Linked DNA regions of Homo sapiens: region 1 is linked to region 2. The links are chromatin contacts, found by Hi-C in ENCODE. All regions are on one chromosome and are shown on one strand. Each heading gives the region's core, a stretch centred on a gene start or an enhancer-like site at or near the end of the contact. The rest is flanking DNA. Distances are from core to core; before and after follow the strand shown.

The links. A loop is a pair of places that touch in the nucleus more often than their neighbours do. Pooled maps may share reads with other maps.
Region 1: a pooled map shows a loop between it and region 2 (4-fold over the local background). The contact joins two enhancer-like sites. A Hi-C loop is called at or near these places in 2 of 37 single-sample maps with no recorded cell type and 6 of 50 pooled maps.

The regions. Positions count from the first base shown.
Region 1 is chr2:236,544,256-236,550,098 of GRCh38, reverse strand. It overlaps a transcript of ACKR3 not described here. Among named protein-coding and RNA genes, the nearest start is that of ACKR3, 23 kb to the left of the region's middle. RefSeq lists enhancers at 3,677-3,726, 4,847-4,976. Within about 2 kb of position 4,143, at least 7 of the 41 ENCODE cell types and tissues checked have a DNase peak (open chromatin) inside an H3K27ac peak, as active enhancers do.
Region 2 is chr2:234,305,076-234,310,609 of GRCh38, reverse strand. No RefSeq gene overlaps it. Among named protein-coding and RNA genes, the nearest start is that of LINC01891, 150 kb to the left of the region's middle. RefSeq lists an enhancer at 1,428-1,567. Within about 2 kb of position 1,634, at least 5 of the 41 ENCODE cell types and tissues checked have a DNase peak (open chromatin) inside an H3K27ac peak, as active enhancers do.

The sequences.
Region 1 (5,843 bases), core at 2,894-5,393, 2.2 Mb before region 2:
GCTGTGGCAATAGAACTGGAGCTGTTGATGAACCTGCATTTAAAGAGCCCTTGTCAAAAGGGCCCCGGGTACCTGGGCAGACAGTGCCCTGCCCACAGCAGGCAGCCTTAGCATAGGCCCTCACAGTTGGGGATGTCAGAAACACCAGACAGCTAGAAATTCCCTCCGTCACATTAGAGAAACAGATGATTTGTAAACACTGTTTACCCATCAGTCCTCCAGAAATAAATGGATGGACAGTTCACAGCCAATTTTCTTCTGCCAAACCCAAAACAGATAATGTCCACTTTCAAAATACACTTCCCAGGGATGTACAGGGCTCCACCATAGTTGCACCTGACACAGCTATGGAGGGCAGGTCCGTGGTGGCTCGTTCCCTTTCACCCATGGGTTGGGTGGGACACGGACCACACACAAGTCTTCCAGCACCAACTATGATCCTACTACTGTTCTCACACCCAGAAGTGCAGCCAAGGGAGGAGGGTGCTGCCCTAATGAACATCTTGACTCCACTATTATTTAGTTAAGAATTAAATCGCTTGAAAAACTACTGGCCACATATCTCCCAGTAGACCAGACACACCACTTAGTCAAGAGGCCTCATGAAGACTAATCTTTCAGAGAGACAGACATGCCACCTCACTGTGTGAGGGGACCCAGAGGATGTGAGCCTTCAGGTCATTAAGGAGGAATGCAGGATACCTAGGTTACCCTGCTGGCAGGGACAGGGAACTGATGGAGCCCTCAGCAGGGGAGACTATGTAGGCTTCCACAAAAGGGTATGGGCAGGCTTACAGAGGCCAAGGAGGGACCGTGGAGCAGGCTGGGGCTGGCAAAGGTGGAAGCTGCTCCCTTTCCGCTCACTCTACCTTTGGGTCTGCAGGGTCGGAGCTAGGGCTGGAGGAGAAGACACAGGAAGAGGGCAGGGGCAGAGACCTGGACCTGAAAAGTGTCTCTGCTCAAATTTGTTGGAAATGAGAAGAGCTTATCTCATATTGGATAAGCAAAGTTTACCATGAGTTCTTAGTAACACATTAAAGCAGTCTCAGGTTCCTTCCAAGGTGGACCTAAGGTAATTAAGGTTTTTCACTTAATTAAACTATGCCAATTTTCGACCAAAAGATGCTCAAGTTAAAGTTGTAAGAATAGCTTTAAATATGTGCGCCCTTGTTGCTTGTCATCAGGAATGACACTCCAGAATGATCGTATGACCTCTTTAGATGCATGTGCACGAGCTTTTAATAAGCTAGTTGGCAAGAAACTCATCCAGTAAGTATAAATCACAATTAAATAAATACTGAACTGTGCTTATGTGAGTTTTTATTGGCTGTTATGTCAGAGAAGGTCAACATCTGCAACTCTCTTCAAACAATGCTCCATAGTCTCTGCCATTAGAGAGTCACATGGAGCTCTCCTCCTAAGTTGAATGATAACTCTTGCCCGTAAGGTTTACAGTGTCCTTGCTCAGCTGTCCTCTTCCTGAATTGGTTTGCTCATGAAAGACGGGGCAGGTGACAAAGCTGAGAAGTCAGATCAAAGACCTCCCTGCAAGATGCCACACCCTCCCTGGGAAGATTAACGAGGGAGATGGTGAAAATCTTACCATCTTAACCTAGGTTCTGGTGGGAGGGAGAAAAAATGTTCCCTGAGAATTCAAAATAACATACCAGACTTTATGTGGGTTTAGGGCCTGATTTCATAACATCTTTGTGGTCCAAAAATATCTTGGCTAAGAATTCAGTTTAAAGTAGGCCTTCATGCAGTAGCCAGATTGAAACAAACACACATGCTTTCTGGGAGAGGCATTCTCAACCTAGGCCTCAAACCATTCCCTGAATACCACTGATCATGAGTTCATAAGAAAAAAAATTAAATCATAAAATACATGAAAAAACCCAAGATACTATGAGAATTAAGCAGGAACAACAAACAGCAGGATCAAACCTGTAAAACTATAGTTATTAAAATTATCAGATACAGACTGCAACATTAGAATGTAGAAAAAAACATAGACATGGGAAATGGGAAGGAGAAATGAAAACTAGGAAAGGCCAGTGGGAATGTGGAAGATATGTCTAATTGCAATTCCAGAAGGAAAGACTTCAGAGAATGGGATGACACAACAATCAGGGAAAGTGGCTCCTCTGAGTTTTCCAAATTGATGAAAGACACAAATCCTCAGATTCAGGAAGCACAACAAATCTCAGGCAGAAGGCATTGGAAGAGCTAGCACCCAGATACGCTGTAAAAAAAAAAAAAATGAATGAAAGATAAGAGGGAAGATCTTAAAAGCAGCCTGGAGAAAAGGCAGACTGCACAAAGAATAGGCAATTAGATTGAAATATGACTTTTCAGCTGCAAAAATGGAAGCCAGAAATCAGTGGATTCATATCTCTAACATGATGAAAGATCACAGCTGTCAATCTAGAATTGTAAGCCCAGGATAATTACCTATTAAGAATGAGTGCAAAAATTTAAAAAACATTTTAACTATCAAAAAATTGAGTTTTCTGCCAGCAAAGCTTCCTTAAAGGAACTTCTCAAAAGGTTCCACTACTTAAAGGAATAAAATGGTCTCAGGAAAAAAATGGTCTGATATGCAAGAAGGAAACGTGAACAAAGAAAATAATCTGCTTGTCGGTAAATCCAAACCAACTTTATACATATATTTGTGGAGCCTATTCTTTTGTGTATAAAGAATATACATTCTTTGACAGATAAGCCTAGAGATAAATTTGCCTCTCTAAAGAACATTTCTCAGTTAGGACCTGAACTTCCATAAGTATACTAACACTTTTATACTGTAGGACTTGAAATATGTTAAAAAGCAAGAAGAAAAAAACAAGAATAATATTTGTAAACAGTCATTAGCTCTCTATAAAGAGGCTCTGGGCAACTTTTATTTCCTTCTTCACACTGTACTAGGTTTTCTGCAGTTTCTAGAATCATTATTGCTGAGGTCTCACAACCACCTGTCATCATGACAATGTGTGTCTATGGACAGGGGTGATGGATGCCATCTAAGACAGGTGGAATAAGAAGTCTCCACCAACCTCCAACTCTCTGACTCTAGAGTCAATGCTGCTGAAGCCCGACAAGAGAGGATGTACTGTTCAGGGGAAGACAAAAGTCACAGGGCCAATGCTGCATTGATTTACAGTGGGAACAACCACCTCCAAGGCCAGCCCCTTTCTCTCCCTGTAGGCAGCTCTTAGAGAGAAGCCAAAACATAGTGAGAACATGCTTTCACTGGGGTGGATTCAGAGCAAAGGAAGTGGGCTAAGTGAGCCTCCTGCATAACGGTCACAGGAAACACAGCCTCCTTGCCCTTCCTGCCAGTGGGCTGGGTCGCCCAGTCCCCTGAACGAGGCTCCCCATCCCCAGGCAGGGTCTGGATGGCACTGCCCACATCTGTTTGCCTCTGGTGCTCTGCGCACTCTCTGCTGCCCAGGTTCTCCAACCCTCTCTTCCTGTAGTGAGTAAAGCTTCAGGCAGGAGGGTGGTCACGTCTGGCAGGCCTGAGCGCCCTCTCCACGGTGACTGGCTGTCTGCTCATCTTTGGATGTTACAATTTAAATCTCAGAGCACACTCTGATACCTGTAAATTTAATTTATCATTATAACCACCAAAAACTGACAACAAATTTTATTAAATTTATAGTGGAAAAGTATCTATGTAGTAAAAATCACAATGTGAACTAGCCCTGCCCTTGTGGAGAGAGATGGACTCAGAGAGACAGAGGGGGAACTTCATTGATCACTGAAGTCAAGAGGTGTGTGTCAGTGAGTGGGCCCTGAGAAGCCGTCCTTCCAGAAGGAGGCCTCAAAGAGGTCCTTTTCCCCCAGGGGCACACCTGTCATCAAAGTACCCATTGTGCCTACAACGATGTAAAAAATCATCTTCCTATCACAAATTCAACAAACTTAGCTAATTATCTAGCTTCTCCTGGGACCAAGAATCGTTAGAAAGAAAATTCTGGTACGGGAGCAAAACATCGCATCGTTGGTGCTTCACAACTCACAAAACGTGGTCCTGTATTTTCTCCAGGAATACATGCAATGAGTCTCTGAAAAGGAAGCAAAACTTACAGTGGTGAAACGTGGCCCCTCCTTTGTAGTCGTGCTGAGAAACAGAGAACAGCTGTCCACAACTTCATTTCCTTTCTCGCAGACTTTAAAGTTGGGGCTTTTCAATTCTCATTACGCCGTATGTTTTCGGTGTGTGAAATTCAACAATGATACACTAAACCAGGCAAATAATTTAATAAATAAACATGACTTCTCTTTCTAATAATATAAATTTATTTGGCTTGGAAAACACAGTGAGCTCTCCCCATAAGAACTGTAAAGTATATTCCCAGGGGTTTTATTTTACATCCCCAGATAGAAGAGATTCCGTGTCATATACCATGAAATCGTAGTGTTTCATAACCAAGTTGTAAAGTGCAGCACTGAAAGTTGATTTTGTCCGTCTGCCACACTTTTATTGACGATTTGATACACTCATTCTTCCCCGGAGCCCTAATATTTTGTGCACTCTTCTTGCCATACCTTGAACATCATCGTCTAAACATTGATTGGCTGCCTGTGGCACTCTGGCTCCCAGATCCTGGGGTGTAGCATGTGTCTTTCCTACAGACATCTGCACAAATGCGGAAGAAATGTCAAATAGAAACCCTGAGTTTCTACGTGATGTGACTTTGAGACGGTAAATGAAGCGGAAAGCCTGGGTGTTGTCTTCTTAGGCAGGGTGACAGAAGGAGGGCTCTGGATCCCAGCAGAGGGGGCATTTCAGACCCGTGAGTGAGCCCACCAGGCACGAACTCTCAAACTCCCTTGGGCGACAGAGCCCCTGGAAGTCAGGGCGTTTGTCTCACATCCTTCAGTTGCTAGAAACAGAAGCCCTCCCAGCCACATGGAAGCTTCTAAAGATGACGAAGGCACAGAAAGGACCCGGGGTGTCCCACAGAATCCAAGGGCAGTGAAGGCGAATACCCTGAGTGACTATAGTGAACAAGCATGCCCGGCAGCCCCAAGATATCAGGCTCCTTGGGGGCCATGTGTCTTCCCCACCTCTGCTCTGCCCTGGTTGCCAGCCACCACCTGTGGACCAGAGTTCTCCTCTTTGGAGTGAAAACTAGTGGCCTGAGTTTTCTACAAATATATCCAAGTGTCCCCAATTAAAAGCAAACCAACAAACTCCATATTCTGTCTTCTATATTATGTTATACTTTCTAAGATTCTAAAACAATTGCCTGCACTCCGTGTCTCTACTTTCTCCCAAATCTAGCCCACATCTCTCTCCCAAGCACAAAACCTGGTACCTCGAATTCCTGGTCTGAGCCAGTCATTATCCCCCTGACCCCACTTTTCCTTTTATTCCCTCAGCTCGGTTACAAGACCACCATCCATCCAGGGGCTCAGCCCAGAATCCCGGGGACCGTCTTCATTCTGCCTTCGTCTTCAACATCTGCTCGTCCCTATTCCCATCGACTCAGGCCTTCAGGCATCTCTCCAGCCTGCCCTGAGCTCTCCAACCCAAGCTACGAGCCCTCAGCCTTGCAGGGCCTGTGCTCGCACAGCAGCCCCCCAGCCCTGGCACTGGTCTCCCTGCCTCCAGACCTAGCAGTCATTTTCTCCGACCTGCTCCGACAGGAAGCCACTGATCATACGATGCATATGATGCATACAACGCAAAGCTGATCATACGATGACCCCTGACCCAACTGAATGCCTTCCCCCCATCCACAGAAGCTGTAATAACCTTTCTGAATCCTGGATCCTTTTTTGTCCTTATAAAGATATGAACCCCTCCGGGCGCGGTGGCTCACGCCTGTAATCCC
Region 2 (5,534 bases), core at 385-2,884:
TGTCTCCATAGAGATTATTGCTTAAAAAAAAATAAGAAAGCCGACCTGCGGGTTAGTCTTAAGAAGGTGTGTCACTTGCTTCCTAGAGTCCCAGCCCCAGAGGAGTGGTTGGTGCAGCGCCATCTGGACCATGCAGCCACCACAGCGAGTTGGGGGTGACAATTTGAGTCTAAGGGAGTGATCCTGGGAGCTCAGCAGGAGAAAAGCCCAGGAGTTGTTCCTGGATATATTGCTTGCAAATCTCCAGGCAAGCTCAGCTGTTTCAGCGGATGAGTGTTTCCTGACGTGTGGGCACCTGCTGCTGGTTCTGTCCCCTTTCTCCAGTGTCCTTTAGAGTGTGCCTGGGGATAGAAGCAGTGTTATTTCTCCCTTGGCTTCAAGCAGGAAAAATATTCTCATACAGTGTTGTCTGAAAGAGTGATTTTCAAAATTGTGGGTCATGACTCGATAGAGGATAGAGAATCTGTGTAGTGGATTTTGAGAAACTTTTTAAAAAATACAACTAATGGAAGAGAAGATAAAATGCCGAAGGACTTCACACGCAGTAAGGGCATGCGCTGTTTTGTGGCATTTCGGTTTCCTGGTTTGGGAAGAAGAAGCAGATGGTCTACACCACTGGAAGGCACAACTCCATAGACAAGGGGTTCCTGGACAAAAAGTTGATAGTAGCACCAGAAAGGTAGAAGCAGAAAGCAAACACATCCCACACACCTGGAGGCACCGAGGCAAGAGCTGTTCAGGTCATGGCCTTGGTGTAATCCTTGCCTTCTCTTTTCTCTCATGCTCTACATGTAAACCATATACAAAATTTGTCAGCTTGACCTGCACTCTATATCCAGATTCCAATCACTTCTCACCATTTACTCTGCAAAGTGGCAGCTGGAATATTTATATGGTTTGGCTGTGTCCCCACCCAAATCTCATCTTGACTGTAACTCCCACAATTCCCATAAGGGGAGGTGATCGAACTATGGGGGTGGGGGGCGGTCTTTCCTGAGCTGTTCTCATGATGGTGAATGAGTCTCATGAGATCTGATGGTTTTAAAAATGGGAGTTTCCCTGCACAAATTCTCTTTCTTTGCCTGCTGCCATCCACGTAAGACGTGACTTGCTTTTCCTTGCCTTCCGCCATGATTGTGAGGCCTCCCCACCCATGTGGAACTATAAGTCCAATTAAACCTCTTTCTTTTGTAAATTGCTCACTCTCAGGTATATCTTTATCAGCAGCATGAAAACAGACTAATACAAATATGCAGATGTTGCACCATTAAACCTAGCTAGAGTTTGGAGACTTCATAGCAAGGACGACTTGTGGCATTTTTCTGGTTATTTGCCATTAAATTGTGAGCCAGTGAACTGAAAGGCAGCACACTTAAAAGAGTCATTTTATCCACTGTTCTCTTTCATTTAACTGACGATCTCCTCTTTCTCCCTGTGATGCTGTAAACCCCATGTCTTTTGTGAAACTGGCTCTGTAATCAGACCATGGCCCATCCAGCCTTGAAGCTCTCTCCTGCTTACAGATGGGGTTTTGACATTATGCCTTTGGGTTTTGTGGCACAGAGATTTCCACTTCTTCCTCATGAGCCCAAGCAAGCGTGAGCTGTCTCAGCTACTTGGAGATTGACGTCAATCTTTCCGCATGAGCCAGGGGAAGCTGCCTCATTTGTTTGCCCTGTGGCTTCTCTACTTTTCAAAAAAGGGAAATCAGTTCTTCTCTGAGTCATGTTATATTTTTTGTGACCGATAGTAAACCTCTGAGAAATATCTCTAGACGTTACACAGTTCAAATCAGTCACTTATAAAATTAAGCATTATGCTCTCTCTCCTTCTGAAAAGTCCAGACAAAGAGCATCAGATTTCAGAGAAGAATCTGCTCTTCAGAACAAGGGCTAACCTTGCATGTGCAGTTGTCAGGTAAAGATAGATCAGCCCTACTCACATGGCTGTAACCATCCACAATTTGGTTTCTCTGTGCAAGTTCCTCTGGTTAAGAAGCCTGGGATACCCAGGGAGATGCTGGGTGATGGGCTTGCACACAGTATCGTTGGCGGCTTCCTAAGATGTCAGGCTGAGCATATCCATGTTTCGATTTTGGTGTCAGCCATCAGTTGCTTTTAGGCTTACAGCAATTCTCTATTTTATGAACTCAAACAAAATTACAGAAGGAAAGCTGTCAATTACTTTTCTTTACTTTCTGAATTAGAGTGTCCATCCCTAGTCCTCCACCAGACACCACTGTAGGCAAACAAAGCATCTTACAAATGATGCATCATCAAGATGCACAGGGAATTTTTTTTTTTTAAGAACTACAGGAAAAAAATCAGTCACATGTTTAGCATTTTCCCTGGAACAAATTTATTTTGCTGTTACAGTGGTCGGTGGCCTGCGGTGTCTGTCCTTGGTATTTGGACAAGGAGATGCCTGCTCAGTGACTAAGCTGGGGTTCTCCACATCAGCAAGGCCCTCACTCAGGATTGGCCATGGATATGGACCGACCCCACTGCACCTTTAGAGTCCAACAGCTTTCCTTCGCAAGATGGCCCACTGGAGGTGAAGGTGGATTCTGTTGCCCTGGATCCCAGGAAGTTAACTTGTTCCTATGTGAGTCAAACCTTGGGTCTGATCTCAATTGTTTCCAACCATAAGCAATTGGTCTAGTGTTCGATGCAGGGCATGCTCAGAGCTGTCTGGTTATTTGTCCACACCTTGCTTGGCACATGTGTTATTTTGGAGAAAACTTCCTTTCTGCCTGAGAAGCAGGCAATGAAAGGGAGCCTCCACTGGTAGACAAGACTCTCATTCTCAGGCTTTGCTAACCTCCAAGGCAGAGTTTGTGCCTTGTTTCTCTGAACCCGAATGGCACCTATTGAGTTCCTTTTTTATAGCACCCGTTAAGTTCCTCTCAAGTTCTCTAACTCTAACCCTAACTCTAGTAGCATATATCACTTACCTTATTGTAACTGTTGCTTCCTCATTACATTGTAAGTTACTTGCAGGTGGATATTTAGTGTTAATTCATGTTGGTATCCCCAAGCTTAACATAGTAGCCACTTGTATCAGTTACCTCTTGCTGTGTAACAAATTATCCCAAACTCAGTACCTTAAGACAATGAGCACTTATTATTGTGGCTTATGTGTCAGTGGATCAGCTGAGGGTTGGCTGCTGAGCTGTACTGAACTTGACTGACCTCAGCTGGGTTCATTCGTGCATTTGGGGGATCATCTGGGGTCACTGCTCTAGCCTGGGCTTGGCTGGTAGAATTTAGCTGAGGCAGCTCTGCCCCACACAGCTCTCATCCTCCTCACAGGACCAGTGACCTAGTCTGGGCATGTCCTTCTCATGGCCATGGCAGAAGATCAAAACAGAAAAAAAAAAAAAAAAAAAAAAAAAAAAAAAAGCATTAAGGTCTCTCGAGACCTAGGTTCAAAACTAGTAGTGCTCGGTCACTGTTATCTCATTCTATTAGACGAAGCAAGTCTCACGATCAAGGCCACCCCCAAGGTGGGAAAACAGACTCTGCCTCTTTGGGGTAGCAGGTACTGTATAGTCCACATGGCAATGGATGAGCCCATTAACTTAATTGGGCACACTCCTTGACTCATACCATTAGCAAGTTCAGGCTCAGCTTGGCGCCAGTTCTTTTCTCAGTCAGAGGGGATTCAGCTGGGTGCAACGACTCACACCTGTAATGCCAGCTACTCAGAAGGCTGAGGTGGGAGGATCACTTAAGGCCAGGAGTTCAAGACCAGCCTGGGCAATGTAGTGAGACCCTGTCTCTAAAAAAGAAGGGGAGGGATTAAAGGATTCCTTCTTTGGTGCAAACCCAGCATTGATCCAAGCTTGCTTCGTGGAAGCCGTCTAGTTAATATCTGGCACCCAGCCTAGGAGGTGATTTGAAATGGGTAGGAGGGGCTCATAATATCCGGGGATGAGACTCCTGTCCTGAAACCACTCCTGCAAGCTAGGACTTGCTGAGTCCTGAGAAATAGCACTGCTGCTCCCTGCCTGGAACTTTACACATGCCCTGCTCTGAGATTCCTCTTTGTTACGCTCCTACCACCATCCAAATCACCTGCCATTCCTTGTTGGACATTTGTTACCAAAGGCTAAGCATGAAGGTCTTGTCTACCAGTGGAAGCCCCTTTCCTTGCCTGCACCTGAGTCTTTTGCCTGCTTTCATGGAAGTGTCAAGTGTGAGGTCTTGAAATTCAGGCTTTGAATGTCCAGTTTTCAGTAGTCTGTTCTGCTGTATGATAAGCAGCCAAACAGAAACAAAACAAGAATAAACTTTGCTTTTTAAAAACTGCTTTCCTAAGTTTCTTTTTGTCATATTAAGAGCCTAATGTGATGAGAGAACTTTCCACTGAGAAGACCAAACAGTAACAGATAATGTAGGTTACTTCCCTGAAATCAACCACCAAGCAAGTAGACGAGTCCTGACCAAAACCTTGGTCACCTGATGACCAGCTTAGATTCTTTTTCCTGTCCTCTGGCTCTTCTCGTGGTTAGTAAAATTCCTAACAGCGACTGACTGAGGCAGGAACATCATAGTAAGGAATGCACCATGTGTTAATGAGTGCATTTAGGAATCCTGCTGGCCCCTATCCTTTTCACATCCACATGTCTGTCCTGACTGCATGAGGCATCAGAGAGATTGTAAAAGGCGGATCACCCATGCCCTTAGAAATTGCCTATGGCAGTGGTTCTCAAAGAGTGTCCCCAGGGCATCCACATCAGCATCACCTGTTTACCTGGCCTCCACCCCACAGCTACCAAATCAGAAATTCTGGGGATAGTGTGCCCAACAGTCTATGTTTTCACAAGCCCTCCAGGGGATACTAAGGAATGTTCAAGTTTGAGAACCACTGATCTAGAGATCTAAACCATCACCAGCCTAGCAGTGATGGCTTTGGTGGTATATGGGGTGTCTGAAACAAAGTTTTCCTTAAATGCACCAAGAAACCCTTCCCATCTCTACCAGTATTGTAGTCAGACACAAGAATGCAGCATGGATTTAAGAAATTTGGAGGGTTTTTGTTGTTGCTTTAATTTGGTGGGCACAGGTTGGAAACTGTGTAGAGGGATATGGAAACACTGCAAGGATTGCCCCTCTGAGTAATGGGACAAGATAATCAAAATCAAAACCCTTTTGTGTTTTGTGACATTCCTAGTATTTCCTAGCTCTCTCTAGTTCTTTCCTAAGTGTAGGTTCTTATCTTGGTCCCTTTTAGCAATTATTCTCAGTTGTATTATTTCTGGCACAGAATATGTCTAATCCCAAAACAGAGCACATCAGTTATGCAATATTTAATGCTAAGTGACACTGGTTCATCCCATGTGTGGCACTGGGGAAGGGAGGGACTCGCCATTGTGTCGAACATGCCTGCTGGGGAGCAGGAATGTGAAGCTGATTCAGCAGAGGCAGGGCAAATACTGTTTACCCTTTCCTTAAAGAATCAGCCTGGGTCGCCTTCCAGGCAGGCCACCATGTGCTTACCTCTATGGTAGGAGTTGTCACCGAGTGTTAACA